Regions from separate parts of the Homo sapiens genome. Here region 1 is linked to region 2. A link is an interaction called in ENCODE POLR2A ChIA-PET data of the cell type or tissue named here. Cell type or tissue: Panc1. All regions are shown on one strand. Links, peaks and the distances in the headings refer to the core of each region. The heading gives the core; the rest is flanking DNA. Region 1 overlaps ZC3H12C (zinc finger CCCH-type containing 12C). Region 2 overlaps SIK2 (salt inducible kinase 2).

What was found. ChIA-PET counts read pairs that join two places held together with the same protein. Peaks named below come from ENCODE experiments on the same cell type or tissue, not always from the same donor. Only the 100,000 strongest peaks of a DNase experiment are listed, where the experiment ranks them.
Region 1: POLR2A ChIA-PET joins it to region 2 with 6 read pairs; 2 of 35 experiments call an interaction of 5 or more read pairs at or near these places.

The regions. Positions count from the first base shown.
Region 1 is chr11:110,145,952-110,151,333 of GRCh38, forward strand. The region is part of intron 2 of ZC3H12C (zinc finger CCCH-type containing 12C); the gene reads left to right. Among named protein-coding and RNA genes, the nearest start is that of ZC3H12C, 55 kb to the left of the region's middle. In Panc1, for the core only: no CTCF peak of the experiment used is centred there; a DNase peak (open chromatin) is centred at 2,948.
Region 2 is chr11:111,636,489-111,641,870 of GRCh38, forward strand. All of the region lies in intron 3 of SIK2 (salt inducible kinase 2), which reads left to right. Among named protein-coding and RNA genes, the nearest start is that of SIK2, 37 kb to the left of the region's middle. In Panc1, for the core only: no CTCF peak of the experiment used is centred there; no DNase peak of the experiment used is centred there.

The sequences.
Region 1 (5,382 bases), core at 133-5,132, 1.5 Mb before region 2:
CGGTTGAGAGAAACCCATAACTTGTTGGTTTAGTTTAGTTTTGTTTTGTTTTTGAGACGGAGTCTTGCTCTGTCGCCCAGGCTGGAGTGCTGTGGCGCGATCTCGGCTCACTGCAAGCTCCGCCTCCCGGGTTCATGCCATTCTCCTGCCTCAGCCTCCTGAGTAGCTGGGACCACAGGTGCCCGCCACCACGCCCGGCTAATTGTTTTTGTATTTTTAGTAGAGACAGGGCTTCACCGTGTTAGCCAGGGTGGTCTTGATCTCCTGACCTCATGATCCGCCCGCCTCAGCCTCCCAAGGTGCTAGAATTACAGGCATGAGCCGTCGCGCCCGGCCCCGTAACTTGTTTTAACGGGTCAGGCTAAAACAAGAAAGATGAACAGAAACTGCAGAATTCATGGCTCTAGTCTCCACAAGACAGAGCAGGAAAAGATTAAGGCAGGAAAAACAAGCAAACAGATCAGGTTGTCCCATTTCCAGCACTGAGGCTCTCCCATTATGTCACTTTTGCTCCTAGTTGCAGCGTTATTTCCTGTCTGATTTCCCGAGGGGAGAAATCTCTGGAGGGGGTAGTAAAGCTTCATAGTTGGGTTGCATCTCTTGCATCTTCCTCAGTCTCTTCCAGCATCCCTTTTTCCAATGTCCTAGCTTCCTATAGTAGTGACCTATTGACTTTTCATTAGAGGATCTTCTCTTATTTGTTGGTAGTCCCAGAAAGGGGTTTGCTCCCCTTGTGAACAATTCCAACTGGGAAGGTAACACTGCAGTCTTAAGTTTCTTTGTCTTTATCTTTCTACATTTTTTTTTCCAAAACTGGATTGCTATTGCCAATACCTGAGAAACTTGTCTATCCTTACCATCCACATACCTTTTCTTTTACCTACGCCTGAATTCCCAGTAGCAAGGCTGCCATAAAAGTAGAGAAGAATAAGGGTCTATTCTGATCTACCTTTAAATCCATCCTTGTTAATTTAGAAAATGCCTCAGTCAGCCACTGATGAAAATCAATGGAGACTCACCCAACAGCAGCATTGCAGCTTCTCCCAGGTCACCTCGCGGTGGGTTTCTAAGGCATGAGAGGAGGTAGTCTCCTCTTGTTTGAGGAGGCAGTCAGCTTCCTGAGGCCAGGGCACTCCCTTACAAGAGGGGTTATCATTTGCCTCCACCGTGCCTGTTCCATTAGTCAAACACAGTCGGCCAGAGCAACTCCATGCAGCAGCCAGTGTGCCACAGAGCACCTCGGCAAATGTTTCCAGATCTTTTCAGAGCACTGGGAAATAACTCTTTAAGATGGGTACCATCAGCTGGGGAAAAGGTCATATGCACTCCTACCATGTCTGATGTACCTGGCAGTCCTGGATCACTTTAAAAAGGCATTTGAGTCACCGGAGCTACTAAAGGGTAGGGCTGATTTTCTTCCATTGAGATGAAAAAATAAGTTGACTCAATGAGAACACATGACTACAGGGAGGGGAATATCACACACCGGGGCCTGTCAGGGGGTCGGAGGGAAGGGGAGGGAGAGCATTAGGACAAATACCTAATGCTCGCGGGGCTTAAAACTGAGGTGATGGGTTGATAGGTGCAGCACACCACCATGGCACATGTATACCTATGTAACAAACCTGCACATTTCAGCCCATGTATCCCAGAATTTAAAGTAAAATTAAAAAAAAAAAAGAAAAGAAAAGAAACAATAAGTTGGTTTGTATGACACTGTAGTGTCAGTCTCATTTTGCTGTTTGGTATCCTTACTCCTTTTGCCTCCCCTTTCATCTAAGTTACCAACGCAACCATTTGCCAACCTAATACCTTAATTCTAGGACAGTCTGTTATCCAGGTTCTCAGACTCCTTGTTCCTTCTTCTTCATCATTTCTGCCTCCGTAGCTGTGTTTTGCATGTTCTGTTTAGGGAAGTTTTGGAGAATGGAATCCACATTAGAATATTCTAATAAGGCTAGCAATTTTCCCCCTTCCAAAGGGAAGTTATCTCCAGAACCTGTAGCCATTGGGAATCATCCATCCATCCAGAAGGTCATTGCCCCACTCTTCTAGGACCTAGATAGAGGCAAAGAAGGGCAACAAGAAGCAGAAAAAGCAGAAGGAGCAACAGCAGAAAGAGGTCAAGAACCTGGAAGAAGAGAAAGGAGCTTTCAGTTACTTTATCTCTTCCTCCAGTTTCTTAATTCATTCTTTGTGGCTGCCCACTTCATTCCTTCTTTTATTTCCTGAGATCCAGAGATACCAATAATCCCTTTGAGTGGGGTTTTTCTGAGAATTCCTGTAAATACATCAATTTGTCTACTTCAAATGAGCCTTCTTTTGACCGTTGCAAAGCAGGATTTTTATAAGTATGCTTATGCCAAATGTGAGAGAATAAAAGAAGCCTTTTATTTTTAAAAGAGAGACCTACTGACAATATTCTAGGCATCTCGTATTTTTCTACTGCTAAAGCCAGTGATGAATCAGATGGGACCTTCAATGAGTTACCCATTTTGCTCAGTTGTAACTTGGAATTTACAGAGAGGCTTTGGAATTTTCCCTGGGAACCAAATCCCACTCAGCCAAAGTAGTCAGAGGGAGACTTTTTGGCAAACATTCAGAGTTCTGACCTAATCACGGGTGACCACAAATCCTCCAACAAATTCACCCACCAAAAGGACTCACTTGAGATATACCAATCTTCCTTATTGCCAAATTGTTGGGATAAAAAAGTAATCAAGGCCCAAAGGAACATGCTAATTCATAAAAATAGAATTAACTAATTTTGTTACTGAGCAGAAAACCCCTGCATCCATGCAGATAGCCCATAAGTGGCTATAGAGCTATGGTGAATGTTCTCTATTTATAAGCAATTAAAGCTATGGTCCTTTTTTTAGTAAATAGTCAACAGATAGTTCATTTGCATCAGTAGCTACATGGCACTTACTCTGACATCCTGTTTTTCATCATTCTTTATCTGGCTCACTCTGATTTTGTAATTCTTTATCAGTACCTCCTCTAGTTGTCCCTTATATTGTATCTAGCACGTATGATGAGTCACATCCTTCATCATGCGTCAGTAAGGTTAGATTAAGTTCAGTCTCCCAAAACCTCTCCTAGTGTGACAAGTCCCATCTGCAGATTTGAGCCACCAGGTAACTGTCTGCTCAGGCTTAAGTTATTATACTATGAATGATTCTGGATCTTGATGCCTGACACAGACTTCCAAGACAACAGCAGCGATTCTAGAGATTTCTCAGTTAGCATTCATTTTGGGGCCTCATCAGGGGAATATTGGCTGGGAAAGTCCTGGTAACTCGGGGACCCACCCTGCTCATCCCCACTAACCTGCCTTTCCCTCGCCGTTTAAAAGATAAGAACAGTAGCTTGCCCCCAAGTGCCATCTAAGGCTGGGAGGAGGATGAAAGGCAGTTGCCAATTGTATTGAATCTAATTTCGAGTTCCTGTGGGGTTTTACTGTACCTGGATGCAGAGCTACTGTATTTTAGAGAAAGTACGCCTTCCGCTTTATGGAAGTATTGCCAAATTGCTCTCCCAAATAGTTATACCAATTTACACTCCCACCTGTGATGTATGAGTTCCTACTTTCACACATTCTTGGCAACATCTGGTGTTTGCAGACTTTATTTTTATCAATCTGATGGGTGTGAAGTAGTGTCTCATTTTGGCTTTAATTTGCATTTCTTTACTATTGAACATCTTTTCCTATGTTCATTGGTCATTTGAGTTTCCTCTTCTGTGAATTGATTGTTCATATCTTTTGCCTTAAAAAACAACTGGCTACCTCTTTTAATATACGAGAGTACTTTATGTTCTGAGTACTAACCTTCTGATTGGTATTATATGTTGCAAATCTCCTCTCCAAAGCTATGACCTGTTTTTTTATTATGGAGTCTTTTGTATAAAGAACTTTCATGTGCTCCAATATGTCTATTTTTCTTAATAGCATGTAGTTCTATGTCTTGTTTAAGAAGTGTTTTCTTATCCTGATGTGAATTCTCTGGTAATTTATTCTAAAACTTTTATAATTTTTCTTTTCATATTTAAATATTTGATCTATCAACAATTTATTTTTGTATATGATGTGAGATTAAAATGCAGTTTTATTTTTTCCACAGGAATAACCAGTTGCCCTAGTACCATTTGCTAAATAGTTCATCTTTTCCTCATTGATTTGTAATGTCACCTTATTGCTGGCCTTTGGTTTTTCCATGTTAATTTTAAGATTAGTTTCTCAAGTTCTGTGAAAAAAACCTTTGGAGAATTTGATTGGAATTGCAACATACAGATGAATTTGAAATCATTTGCCATCTTTATTAATCGAGTCTTACTGTCCATAAAAATAGTATATTGTTTTTTTATTTAAGTCTTACCTTATGCCCTTTAATATAGGTTTTCAATTTCATTTTATCTATAAAGCTCTTGCATGCCTTTTTTTAAAGATCTGTATGGCTTTTATTACATTACAAATTGGATCTTTTAAATTAAAATTGTAAATTGGTTTTGCTGCTATAGCAACACTAATTTTTTAACAAGGACATTATATCTGCAATGTAATAACATATTGTGGTGAAAGAGTGTATTGTATGTATGGTACAGATTCCTGATATCTGTTGAAATCTGTTCTATGACCTAGTACATAGCCAATTTATTTATAAAGTTTTCATATTTTTTGAAATAATTTTTTCTCTTTAGTTTTGTGCAAAATTTGTATATGTCCATTAGATCAAGCTTGTAATTGATTATTCCAGTTATCTATATCCTTATTAAATGTTTTCTTCTTCTGTCAATTAGTATGGTTGTGGATTTTTTTCATTTCTTCTAGTAATACTGTGATCTTTTGTGTTACTAATTTGGAGATGAGTTTAGAATGACTATAGCTTCCTATTAACTGTTACATAATAACTTTTCTGCTCCTAATAATGGTTTTTGCCATAAAATATATTCTTTTTCTGGGTATTCATAGAGCTGTGCCTAGCATAGCAATTAGGGATGTTTTCGGCTGCAAATAACAGAAAACTTGACCACAGATTCCTAAACACATGGAGGATTATATTTTTTTCAACAAGATGGAGATATTTACCATTAACGACATGCCGTTTTTCATCTTCATTCTTGTTTTTTCCCTGTGAGTCTTTGTGGAGAGGGAGGATAATGAAACAACCTTTATGATCAGAATTGCATAGTACAGTATCCTGTTTTATCATCTATGGAATCTTTATCCCATAATTGTAAATGGTTTGCTGTTTGCACTCATTTTATGAAAGTAAAAGTTATTTAATTATTTAGGAGATAGAATTTTCTATTTCTAGAGTGAGTAAATGTGACAGTTATCCTTACCAAATGAAATTACCAGGAAGAAATGTTTATGCAGGCCTG
Region 2 (5,382 bases), core at 251-5,250:
TTGAGTTTATACTTTAGTGAGAGTGTTTTAAGTTGTGGGATTAAAAGAAAATATGTGATGTCAGTGTTTCAAAGACAAATAAGGAAGGTAAGATGGATAGGAAGGCCAGGGGAGGGTAAAGATGTGTTCTTTTATCAAAGATGATCAGGGAAAGCCTCTCTTATACATACTTCAGCAAAAACCTGAAGAAAGGATACATAAATATTGTGAGATCTTACACGTCTTAAGATGCTGTTTCTCTACCATAATACAGAGTAGTTTGTCTGGGAATAGAATTTTAACTTGGAAATAATTTTCTTTCAGAATAATGAGGATATTGTTCCATTGTCTTGGAATTTCCAGGGTTGCTTTTGAAAAACTTAAAGCGATTCAATTCCTGATCCTTTGTTGTGAGTTACTGTTTTCTGTCTGTAAGCTTATAAGATCTTCTTTTTGTCCTCAGTGTTCTGTAATTTTCCAATGATGTGCTTTGGTGTGGGTCTATTTCAATTTGTGGTGCTAGGCTATCTGGGAAATTGCCTTGAATTATTTAGTAGATGATTTATTTCCCTACTTTTCTCTGTATTCTCTTTCAAAATGCCTTTTATTCAGATATTAGGCTTTCTGAACTGGCTTTCTAATTTTCTTTTTTTTCTTTTTTATTTTTTTGTTCTCCTATTTACCATGTCTTTGTCTTGTTGTTCTGCTTCCTGAGGGATTTCATAAACTTTATCTTTTAACCTTTGTTTTGCTACCACATTTTAATATCTATGAGTTTATTTTGTTCCCTAGTTATTTCTTTTAAAATAACACTCTTTTTTCAACTTCTTAAGCATTTTACTTTTTTTATTTTTATTTTTTTAGTCTAAAATTTATTGCCTAAAGGCTTTAAATTCTTGGATACATATGCAGGATGTGCAGATTTGTTACATAGGTAAACGTGTGCCATGGAATAACACCCTTATCTTATCTGATCATTTTGTAATATCTTTTTTTTTTTTTTTTTTTTTGAGAAGGAGTCTCCCTCGGTCACCCAGGCTGGAGTGCGGTGGCACAATCTTGGCTCATTGCAACCTCTGCCTCCCAGGTTCAAGTGATTCTCCTGCCTCAGCCTCCCCAGTAGCTGGGTTTACAGGTGCCCACCACCACGCCTGGCTGATTTTTTTGTACTTTCAGTAAAGACAGGGCTTCACCATGTTGACCAGGCTGGTCTCAAACTCCTGGTCTCAAGCAATCCACTCACCTCAGCCTCCCAAAGTGCTGGGATTACAGGCATGAGCCACTGCACCCAGCCTATAATATCTTTATTAAATCTCTCTCAGAACAACAATAATTTTGTTAAATTTTCATTTCTTTGTATACTCTTTATCTTTCATTTGTATTTCATTTCTTCGTGTAGTCTTTCTTCTCTGTGATTTGTTTTTTCCTGTTGGTGTGTTTGTTTTAGTGTATATATTACGTGTTAGAGTTTATTTAGGTGATTACTACGTATATTTGTTTGTCAATTCCTATTTAAGAGCAGGGAACCAAGAAGCTAATTGGAAACTGAGCCAGTAGAAGGGATTTTTTCACTGCTAGGGTGATCTGACTGTGTTCTTATATTGGGGATTTCCAATGTTTGTATCTTTACACTTGAGTTGATGGATTACCAAGAGAAGATTCTTTGTCTTCTACCCATAAGGTAAAGCCTGGTTGCCATAGTTTTGGCCTTATGGATGAGGAATGCTAACGCATGTCAGTATCCGGTATGCATGTTTACTTAAGCTTTCTGTTTTCAACTGCACCTAGGGTTCTTAGGTCTGGAGACCCTTCATTTTAGTCTCTCCTTGAGAGGATAAGCCTCTAGATTTCTACTGGGGTAGAAATCAGGGCACTCACCCAGTCCATAAAATGAAGGGAGGAGATTTGGGGATTGAATTATTTTTTAAACCATCTTCACCTGATCATCCTTATTTTAGCTTCATTTTACACCAACTTCCAGTTTCTTGTGCCATCAGTTCCTGAGTCTTTGGGGCATTCTACTATGTAAATTATATTGATTCAAGGCATTTTCCATTGCTGAGGCTTCAAGTTTCTCAAGTCAGTTGAGCTGGTATTTCAACAGTGAGATTTTTTTTGTTTCCAAGTTCTTTAGTTTGTTCTTTTTCCTGTTTCCTGTTCTATTCTGTAAAATATATGTGATATAGTCTCTTATCTCTGGGAAGATAGTAAACATATATATTTATCTCTAGATGTTCCTTTTTTCTTATGTTTTTCTTTAAATACTTGAACATAGTTGTAATAACTATTTTAACATCATCTTATAATTCCATAATCTATAAATTCTAGGTCTATTTCTGTTGTCCTTCTCCTGCTTATAGGTAATATTTTCCTGCTTCTTGGTATGTTTAATTTTTTGTTGTTGTTGTTTTTTTGTTTTGTTTTGTTTTGGATGCTAGTCATTGTGAGCTTTACATTGCCAAGTTTCTGGATTTTGTTATCTTCCTGAAACAGTGTTGAGCTTTAGTGGGCAGCAGTTAAGTTACTTATAGTTTGGCTTGATCTTTTCAAGTTTTGTTAGTGTTGGGGTTGCAGTAGCCCTATGCTAGTTGTGGTCCTTCTAAGGTTTCTACTGAATGCCTTGAATGATCAGTAAACAGTCTCCAGTTTGGCTGAAAGAAGTTTAAATGGTCCTCAGACCTATATGAGCTCTGGGAACCATTCAGCTCACAACACCTTGTCATTCTTTGCCAAACCTTATAGAACTTCATCCTAGGCACATATTTCTTAGTATCTAGCAAAGACTTAATAGCAGATTTCTGAGCCTTTATTATTATTTTTTTTCTGCATAGTCCCTCTTCTCCAGAAATTTGCTCCACATCTTCTGGAAACCTTAGACTTCTGGAATTCTAATTTCTGTCTCCTTTACTCAGGAAAACAGCCATGGCATGCTTGGGATGCCTGTGCCTGCTCAGAAATCCAGAATTTGCCTTCAGGCAGAAAGCCAGGAGATCATAAGCCTCACCTGATTTTATTTTTGCCAGTTTTCTGGTTGTTTTAAAAGAAGGTTAAATCCGATTCATGTTACAACATCATGGCCAGAAGCATAAGTCAAACATGCTTATTTTAAAATCCTATTCCATTTATTTGTTAACCCTTTTTCTTTAGATGTGTACCTCATTTGCTGAAGTTGTTTTCTGCCTTAAATGAGATTCACATTCCTCAAGAGTCTGCCCATCCTTTGATTGTATATGCATCTTTCTCATTGAAATTCATTGTTATACTCTCTCCTGCTTCTGTTTAGGCAGTCTGCTTGGGAAGGGGACTAAGACTTGCCATGGGAGTTTTGACTCAGGATTTTCAGTGAAAGTAGAGGAGTGTGTAGAAAGTATTTCTGGGCTGGATATCCTGGAGACTGCTCTACTAGGAATGAATGCTTCCTTTTTTTCCCCAGCCACCTTGGACACTGCCCTGTCTCTAAGATTTAAGATTAAATCTCTAATATTTAATACTCTCTTCAGGAGTTGTATACTCTCTGTTACTGCGCAGGGTGTGTGGCACAGGATGTGAACATGGATTGATCTGACTTGACTGCATCCCTTGTGGTATTCCAACTAATAAGACTGTTGACTGTCCCTCAGCCCTTTCCTGTTCCAATACTTCACCATTGGGCATGAAACACTTTGGGCATAGAACTCTCTTGCTGTTTTTTGTGTCTGTATATCTTAGCTTGTGATTTTCCTCTTTAGTTTGATCTAGTCTGTTGTAAATCACAAAATATTCCCAGTTGCTAGTCCATCAGTTCCTTTTGTTCTTGTGTGACTGTTAATTAATTTTCTTTCATTTCCAGGAATTGATGTAGGAGAGAAAACTAGCTGGTTCCCAGTCTGCTATCTTGAAACAGGCAGAATAATCTCTTTTGCCCTGCCTATGCACAATCATTTTAAGATAGATTTGCTTTTCATTAAATATTGGGGGTTCTTAAAATGTAAATATCCAGCTTTGTTCTTAAAATGTAAACATAAAATAACATTTAATGTTTAAATGTTAAACATTAAATAGTATAACATTTTCTCTTTGTTTCTTTATCCCATTATGAACCATTTATTTGGCCCTTCATTCAAGAAATAATGACTGGGTTTCCTGTCTTGGTATTTGAGGAGGAGGGTACTATCTAAGGGAGAATTAAAAACACTTAGAACTATGCTATACTATGCTATAAGTGCTACGGGAAACTATGAGAAAAGTTCTTTAGAAAGTCAGAAGAAACAGGCAATTTTTTTTTTTTTTTTTTTTTTTTTTTTTTGAGATGGAGTCTCACTTTGTAGCCCAGGCTTGAGTGCAGTGGCGCGATCTCAGCTCACTGCAAGCTCCGCCTCCCGGGTTCACGCCATTCTTCTGCCTCAGCCTTCCGAGTAGCTGGGACTACAGGCCCCCGCTACCACCCTCGGCTAATTTTTTGTATTTTTAGTAGAGACGGGGTTTCACCATGTTAGACAGGATGGTCTGCAAATATAGTATTTGTAGGCATAAAGTTACAAACTCGGTGCCAGTATAGCATCTGGTAAAGGCCTCAGTGAACTAATGGCGAAATTTACCTCCTTTTTAGTCCTCACCCTCTTTAACTTCACTGCAGCAACTTGACTCTTAGCATGCATTCTCTTTTTTTCTTGGAAATTGCCTTTTGTGACTGTTTTCTTTTCCTACTTTTAAGACCATTGTCTATCTCATTTTCCTGTCCTGTAAGAGAAGGAGTTCTATGCATTCCCTCACTGAGCTCTGTATTCCCAAGGCTTCAGGCCTCTAGGCAGATGAACCTCAAATCCATAACCTGAGCCTTTACGTTTCCCTAAATTCCAGGTCCCTACTTACTGACTTGTTGAAAAGAAAATTACAAACTGGGCACATTACCTTCTTCTCCTCCTAAATAAGCTCTTCCCATATTCAAAATTCTGTTAGCAGTTTGACCATTCATTCTTCTTCTGACCCTGAATTACCTTGGACTCATTCTTTTTTATATCTAATTAGTTGCTTAGTCTTACAGATTTTTCTTTGAAATATCTTATTTTCTGCTTTTGTTTACTTTATATTTTCTGCTTTTGTTTACTTTATATTTTCATTGCCTTAACCCTAATTTAGTCCCTCATTAATTCATTTTCAGCTCATGATTAGGATCCCAAGTGGTTTCTTGCCTCTTTATTTCCCTTATCAGTCTTTCCTGTGCACAGATTTTCACTTTATTTCTTAAAAATCTTCTGCAGTTCCTCCTTGCCTACCAACTTCTTTGGCACTTAAGACCTTTTATAGTGTAGACCTAGCTCTTTTTTCCAATTTCATTTCCTGTTATTCCCTATGTGTACCGTATGAGAGACAATGGGCTTTGGAATCACAGACTGGGATTCTTGTCCCAGCTCAGCCATTATT